Regions from separate parts of the Homo sapiens genome. Here region 2 is linked to region 1. Evidence: read pairs that join two places in POLR2A ChIA-PET (ENCODE). Cell type or tissue: HepG2. All regions are shown on one strand.

Evidence for each region. ChIA-PET counts read pairs that join two places held together with the same protein. Peaks named below come from ENCODE experiments on the same cell type or tissue, not always from the same donor. Only the 100,000 strongest peaks of a DNase experiment are listed, where the experiment ranks them.
Region 2: POLR2A ChIA-PET joins it to region 1 with 5 read pairs; 3 of 35 experiments call an interaction of 5 or more read pairs at or near these places.

Annotation. Positions count from the first base shown.
Region 1 is chr18:11,992,319-11,996,318 of GRCh38, forward strand. The region is part of intron 1 of IMPA2 (inositol monophosphatase 2); the gene reads left to right. Among named protein-coding and RNA genes, the nearest start is that of IMPA2, 13 kb to the left of the region's middle. RefSeq lists an enhancer at 3,492-3,541. In HepG2, a CTCF peak has its summit at 3,279 (motif pointing left); DNase peaks (open chromatin) are centred at 2,233, 2,663 and 3,283; H3K4me3 peaks cover 368 bases.
Region 2 is chr18:11,792,713-11,796,712 of GRCh38, forward strand. The region is part of intron 4 of GNAL (G protein subunit alpha L); the gene reads left to right. Among named protein-coding and RNA genes, the nearest start is that of CHMP1B, 57 kb to the right of the region's middle. RefSeq lists a silencer at 3,552-3,688. In HepG2, no CTCF peak of the experiment used is centred here; no DNase peak of the experiment used is centred here.

The sequences.
Region 1 (4,000 bases):
ACACATCTCCTATTGAAACTGCACTCTGGCAAGGCTCCGGCGTGCTGCTCTGTGGATGATGCACAGGGCCTGGGTTCCAGAGCACATGCCAGCTGCCCTGCAGTGACTGGCATAAAGGTCGGATGGGGACAGGAGCACAAGAACAAGATGGGGTGAGACAGGAAAGATAGTTGGACGTCTCCATGAATATGTTAGCCTAGGATGTCTCTGAAGCTGGTTGATGGTGACCTTTCCTTTTAGATTTGAAATTCAGGCTTCAGTGACTTCAGGCCCATATTTTATATGTTATACATTAACAGAATGCTACTGGAAGGAGAGACCCGAGCCAGGGGGGTCTGTGAAGTGCATGCTTAGTTAGCGAGTAGCTGAAAAACATTAATTAAAAACCAGGATACCTAACTCATTGCTGGTGGAGTGAGAGTGTTTAAAATCTCTAAGACTGAGGGAAAATAGCCGTGGTAAAGGGGTTCAGCGGGACCTTACCTGGCAACCCCATGTGCTCCCTCGCCCTGTGGACGTGATCCTGGCTAAAGGGCAGGGCTGTTTGAGTCTCGCTTACTGATTTTAGAAATACAGCACTTTTCCTCACTTTTTCTCTTAGCATAGGACAATTCGTGAATTAAACTTTTCTTAACCTAGTATTTTAGCATCCTATTTGCAACGTGTACATTGTATGTACGGTAGGTTCTTATTTTTTGTAACAATACAAAAATTAGCTGAAAAAGTCATTAGATTTTCTCAGATACATGTTCTCACAACTGATACTGGTGAGGTTCTGTGTGTAAATAAGTTTGTGGACCAAGACCTTTTCATACAATACCTCATGTGATTCCTAAAACAACCCAATGTGTTAGATACACTGTTATTACAGAAGAGGAAATGAAGGCCATGAGAACCCATATAGAATTTGAATTTAGAGCTGTCTGATTCTGGAGTGTACTTTATCCCTCTCTACTCCCACTGATGTTATGAAACTGCTGAAAACAAGAATTACATCCTGGAAGGGAATTTTTCATACCCATCTTCATGAAGAGCTACAGGACAAGGCTTCTGACTTTTTTTAGGTTAGCTTAGTGTCATTGTCTGTTGGTGACTGAAGGAAGCTAGCTGGCGCAGCCCCCATGTGTGCAAGGCCCCCGAGTACACCTGATAGAGCCCTATCTGGTGTATATGGGTGCATGTCGCTGGCATCAGCACCCTGCCGGGGTGAGGGTAGTTCCTGGAGCTACTGGGATGAAATGCAGAGCTCCCAACCTGGAGGAGTGCATGGCCCAGTGGAGGAGACAGGGCAGTGACCAAGTACAGTGGACTGTGCAGTAGCTGACCCAGGAAGAGGGGCCTCAGCCAGGGCAGTGGGCGGACGGCCACACGGGCGACCTCCTGGAGCAGCTGTGCTGGAGTAGATGGAGGCTGAGAGCACAGACAGGCAGAAGGTGGCCAGGGATGTCATTGCAGGCACAAGGGATCGTGTCCAAAGACATGGAGGTACAGGAGGGAGGACACTCGAGGGGGCTTGAGCCTGGCATGGGGCATGCTGCCCTGGCTGGGTGTGAAGGGCCTTGCACACCTGATGCAAGACAGCAGCCCGATTGTGAGGCCAGGTCTAGTGGAAGAGGCTGGCCACAGGGTCACCTGCCCTGCTGGTAGGAGGTACAGGCATGTTCGAGCCCCATGGCCTTCCTTATGACACACTCACAAAGAAAGTCATCAGAGAAACTGCAATAATAAATATTAATAAAAGCAGAAAACAGTTAATATTTTAAAAGATTATGAAGGCTAGGTGTAGTGGCTCACGTCTTAATCCCAGCACTTTGGGAGGCCGAGGCGGGAGGATCACTTGAGGCCTGGAGTTTGAGACCAGCCTTGGCAATATTGTGAGACCTCAGCTCTACAAAATAAAAATAAAAATGATCCGGGTGTGGTGGTGCGTGCTTGTAGTTGCAGCTACTGGGGAGGCTGAGGCGGGAGGATTGCTTGAGTTCAGGAGGTCAAGACTACAGTGAGCCAAGATTGCGCTACTGCACTCCATCTGGGGCAACAGAGAGAGACCCTGTCTCAAGAGAAAAATAACAACAGAGCATAACACAACACAGCATCCTGCCTCTGAATCCACTCTTCCCACTCTGTAACCCATGACTCGGCCCTGTTTTCCTGGCGGACACACCCAGATTGCAGCATTCTCCAAGCTGCCCCAAGGGCCCCCAGCACCCGCCTCCTCCACACACACAGCTGTGTATGTTTTGAATGTGGAAAACTGAGTGTATAAATACCAGTGAGCTTCGATAAGGTGACACAAAAGGACATATTACAAAATCTTCTAGCATTTAGTTAACTGTGAGCTCAGTGTGCAGCAGCCAAGGACTCTTTATGCATTCACTCAGCAGGTGTTCCTGGAGACCCCCATGAGGCAGCCCCCATGCAGGGTGCACCATGGCCTGTTGGAGGTGGACAGAGACAGAGAGGGTAGGGTTCCTTACCCAGGCTGGTTGAGCAGACACATGGAGTGATAAGTGCTGTGGGTGCCAGTTGGTGGCTTGTGTAAGTGCTGTAGTCACAGTTGGGTGAGTGCCCCTCTGCCCGCAGAAGCTGGAGGCTCCTCATGTGGAAGGTGATGTTTGAACTGAGTCATGAAGGAGGAGGACAGTGGGCTGGCTGAGGCGGTTCCATCAGGAGACTCCAGGGTTAATGATTCCATGTGACAGGGCCATGGCATTCTCAGAGCTCGGAGGGGAGGGGAGGGGAGCTGAGAAAGGGGTCGGGAAAGGCCCGCAGCTGCTGAGTGGATGGTTTGTTTGGTTTCTTCACAGAGGCCAGTAAGAGGAGCAGGGGAAGTCTAGTTAGTAAGAGGTATGGGGTGGGGTGGTCTGCTCCACAAAGTCATCCAGGGATCCAGCTTTGTCCTCCCTCATTGCTCCGAGGTGTTTCTTCCTGCATGGGCAGCACCACACCTACTTTGTAGCCTGTGGTGAGGGGGAATGGGACACGAGGAAGTGCAAGGCAGTATCCTTTTGAGGATGTGACTCGGAAGTTGCAGGTCTTGCTTTCAGTCCCATCCTCTGGGGCAGAACTTGGTGCTGAGGCCACACGTATCCGCGTGGTGTGCAGATTGCAAGGCAGCTCTGTGCTTGCTCCAACTTGGAGGTTCTGTTCCTAAAAGGAAGAAGGGGAGACTGGACGTTTGGGGTCAAATGGTCTCTGCTACAAGGGCAAATCTGGAAGCTATTTTATGCTCCCTTCAGGGGTTTTGACTTTATCCACATAGTGACAGGGCGCCACCAAGTGCTCTGCTGGGGAGACGCATGGTCACCGTGACCATGTTTTAGGAAGTGCGTCTGGCTGTGCCGGGAGAGTGGGTCTGAGTGCAGGAAGCAGATCTGGTCTAGCTCCAGGAGGTGGGACTTGTGGATGGAAGCACTGGATCTTTTCAACAGGGCAACCAGAAAAACAGCCAGACAGAAGGACCTGGGTGGTCAGCACTCACACAGACACTAGTGTTCCCGTTTGGAAAAATGTTACAGTCTATTCAAGCAGCCCAATGTGTGTTTTATTCATTCTTTCAAAGAACTCTGTGTACCTGCTGTATGTGTATCTGCTGAATGCCAGGGAGCATTCCTGATGCTAGGGGTACAGAAGGGAAGCAGAAAGAGCTCTGCCCTCAGAAGCCTCTGCCTAGGAGAGACAAACAGTCAACAACAAAACAGACAGGAAGGACGAAGGGAAGTAGAAAGAGCTCTGCCCTCTGAGCTCCTGCCTGGGAGAGACAGTCAAAAACAAAACCGACAGGAAGGATGGTTTCAGATGGGATATGGTAAGTTGTAGAAGGATCAGAAAACAGGAAGTCCTTGGGGGCAGAAACAGATTTGGTTAGGATCAGTGAGAAAACCCCAGAGCACAGCAGGAGAGCAACTTGGGGCTGACCTGTCGGAGGTGAGCTGTGAAGGGCTCGCCCTGGGATTTGGGATTTGGAGTTTCCCAAGGGCCCTGGGGTTTGGGATGTGTT
Region 2 (4,000 bases), 200 kb before region 1:
GAATGATTGATCAATTGTTGGCACTGAGGGAATACTTGGGCATTGATTATAAGATTTGAAGGAGAGGGTAATTCTTGTCTTAAAGTGTCTTTGGCAAACTACCAACCTGGTGACATGGTGATGCAACTTCCATATGACAGAGGACACTACCAAATCCCTTAGTAACTTTAGGTATGTTTATATAGTTGGACTTGTTATATTATTGAATAGTGTCATTTTCCAATAAAAAGTTGTGGAAATTTGAGAAATAATCTAGATTGAACTAATTCTAAGAGACATATATAACTTTACTCCATATGCAAAAATTAAATCAAAGTAGATCAATCACCTAAATATAGGAGCTAAGACTATATGTAGGGGTAAATCTTCATGATCTTGGATTTGGCAGTGATTTCTTGGATATGACATCAAAAGCTTGAGCAACAAAGGAAAAAAATAGGTAAATTGGACTTCATCAAAATTTTAAAATTTGTGCATCAAAGGACATAAGAAAGCAAAAAGACAATCCACAGAATGAGATAAATATTTGTAAACTGTGTATCTGATAAGGGTCTAGTAACCAGAATATATAAAGAATTTTTGCTTGGGTGCAGTGGCTCATGCCTTTAATCTCAGCATTTTGGGAGGCTGAGGTGGGAGGATCTCTTGAGCCCAGGAGTTTGAGACCAGCCTTGACAACAATTGAGACTCCCATCTCTTACAAGACAATTTATTTTTTAATTATCCAGGCCTGGTGGCATGCACCTGTAGTTCCAGCTACTTGGGGGGCTGAGGCAGGAGGATCACTTGAGTCCACAAATTCAAGGCTGCAGTGAGCTATGATTGTGCCACCACATTGCAGCCTGAACAATAGAGCAAGATCCTGTCTCTAAAAAAATAAAAATCTACAACTCAACGACAAAAAGACAAATAATTTAAAAATGGACAAAGGGGCCAGGCGCAGTGGCTCACGCCTGTAATCCCAACACTTTGGGAGGCTGAGTCAGGCAGATCACAAGGTCAGGAGATCGAGACCATCCTGGCCAACATGGCGAAACTGTGCCTCTACTAAAAATAAAAAATTAGCTGGGCGTGGTGGCACGTGCCTGTGATCCCAGCTACTTGGGAGGCTGAGGCTGGAGCGGGAGTCAGAGGTTGCAGTGAGCCGAGATTGCACGCCACTGCACTCCAGCCTGGCGACAGTGAGACTCCATCTCGGGAAAAAAAAAAAAAAAAAAGGACAAAGGACTTGCTTAGCATTTATCCAGAGAATATATGCAAATGGCCAATAAGCACATGAAAAGATGTTCAACATCTGTTGTCATTAGGGCAACACAAATCAAAACCACAATGGGGTGCCACTTCACACCCACTAGAATTCTATAATTAACACACACACAGAAAATAACAAGTGTTGGAAAGGATGTCAAGAAATTGGAACCCTCATGCATTGCTGCTGGAAGTGCAGAATGGTGTAGCCACTGTGGAAAACAGTTTGGTTGTTTCTCAAAAGCTGAAACATAGTACTACCAAATGAACCAGCAATCCCAAAATCACTGAAAGCAGAGGATCAAACGTATCTCACATTAATGTTGATAGCAGCACTATTCACAATAGCCAAAGGGTGGAAACAACCCAATGTTCATCAACAGATGAATGGATAAACAAAATGTCTTCTATCCGTGCAAGGGAATATTACTCAGCCATCAAAAGGAACGAAGTTCTGATACTTGCCACAGCATGGATGAACCTTGAAAACAGTATGCTAAGTGACAGAAGCTAGATGTGAAAGGCCACATATTGTAATTCCAAGCATATGAAATGTCCAGAATAGGCAAATGTATAGAGACAGAAAGCAAATTGGTAGTTGCCAGGTGTTGGAGGGAAGAGGGAATGAGGAGTGACCACCTGGTGGGCACAGGATTTCCTTTTGGACTGATGAAAATGCCTTTCAACTAGAGGGGCAGTTACACAACGCTGTAAATACACTAACACCACTGAGTTGCACACTTTTAAATGGTTACTTTTATGTTATGTGAATTTCACTTCAATTAAAAACACACAGGTTAAAAAAAAAAAAAAAAAAAAAAAAAGGACAGGCCAGCCCAGTGGCTCACGCCTGTAATCCCAGCACTTTGTTTTTTGTTTGTTTGTTTGTTTGTTGTTTTTGAGACAGAGTCTCGTTCTGTCACCCAGGCTGGAGTGCAGTGGCGCGATCTTAGCTCACTGCAACCTCTGCCTCCGAGGTTCAAGCGATTCTCCTGCCTCAGCCTCCTGAGTAGCTGGGATTACCGGCGCCTGCCATCATGCCTGCCTAATTTTTGTATTTTTAGTAGAGACAGCGTTTTTCCATGTTGACCAGGCTGGTCTTGAACTGCTGACCTCAGGTGATCTGCCCATCTCAACCTCCCAAAGTGCTGGGATTACAGGTGTGAGCTACCCTGCCCAGCCTAATCCCAGCACTTTGGGAGCTGGAGGCAGCTGGATCACTTGAGTCCAGGAGTTCAAGACCAACCTGGCCAACATGGCAAAACCCCACCTCTACAAAAATTACAATAAATTAACCAGGCATGATAGCATGCACCTGTAGTCCCAGCTACTCAGGAGGCTGAGGCAGGAGGATCACCTGAGCCAGGGAGGTTGAGGACGCAGTGAGCTCACTACACACCAGCCTGGGTAACAGAGTGAGACCCTGTCTCAAAAAAAAAAAAAAAAAAAATGAACAGGCATTTAACAACATTTGTACTATCATTAGGAAAAAATAGCTTTCTTAAATTCCTGCTTATTGAAAAATAGATTGAAATAATTTATAAATATTGCAGTGTCACCAAATATCCTTCATTGATAAACTACAGATTTAAGGATGGCGACAGAAGAGCAGATGTAGTGAAAGGCTTTGTACTTAGTGTAAATGCCATTATGAGAGAAGTTCAGCTGAGACCTGTTTTAAATAGTCACTTGCTTAGATACTGAGCATGATTCTGTGTGAGGCGTCAGTCTGTGTGTCTGGCCATGTGGCTGTGTCACCAAGCTGCAGGACAGCAGGACTCTGCTGCCATCCAGGCCTCTGGTTCCTCCAGAGGTCCCTTGGCTGAGAAGAGCTCCCTGTGTTGAAGGTCTGGATGTCGCCTGGGTTCTGCAGGTCTCATCAGACTCCACTAAGAATGAAAACAACCTTCTCCAAGGAGAAATGGCCTTGCCATGGGTTAAGAGTAAAAAATTCCCATCTCACCAGCTCCAGGTGATTGGGGATAGAGCGTTCCTAGACAGTAATAGCTGATCCCTCCCAGGAATGGAGGACCCAGTTATGAGGTTCATCAAAGCTGGGGTCAGCTAACGGACACCAAGTATTCGCCCGGAAGGAGAATGCTATGGCACTGGAGGAAAGTAACCATCCCTCCTTAACCCATTCATTAACTTTATATACACAAACCACAAATTTACAGAATGGCATAGTAAGCAGGAAGCCAGTGAAAGGTGATCCCAGGCCACCAACACCACCAACAATGTGTGGTTTAATATGACAGTTGGACATGCTTGTTATAAGATTTTTTCATTTTTAAGACTGAAAAGTGCAACAAAGGAAGATAAAACCTTTCCACTGGGCCGGGCGCAGTGGCTCACGCCTGTAATCCCAGCACTTTGGGAGGCTGAGGCGGGCGGATCACGAGGTCGGGAGATCGGGACCATCCTGGCTAACACGGTGAAACCCCGTCTCTACTAAAAATACAAAACAAAATTAGCCAGGCGTGGTGGCGGGCGCCTGTAGTCCCAGCTACTGGGGAGGCAGGAGAATGGTATGAACCCGGGAGGCGGAGCTTGCAGTGAGCCAAGATCGAGCCACTGCACTCCAGCCTGGGTGACAGAGCGAGACTCCTTCTCACAAAAAAAAAAAAAAAAAAAACAAAACACGCAACCTTTCCATTGTCCCATCCCCCAGAGATAAGCACTGCAAACATTCGGTGATATCCTGCCAGTGTCATAGAAACAGGTATAACCATTTTAATTAAATTAGGATCTC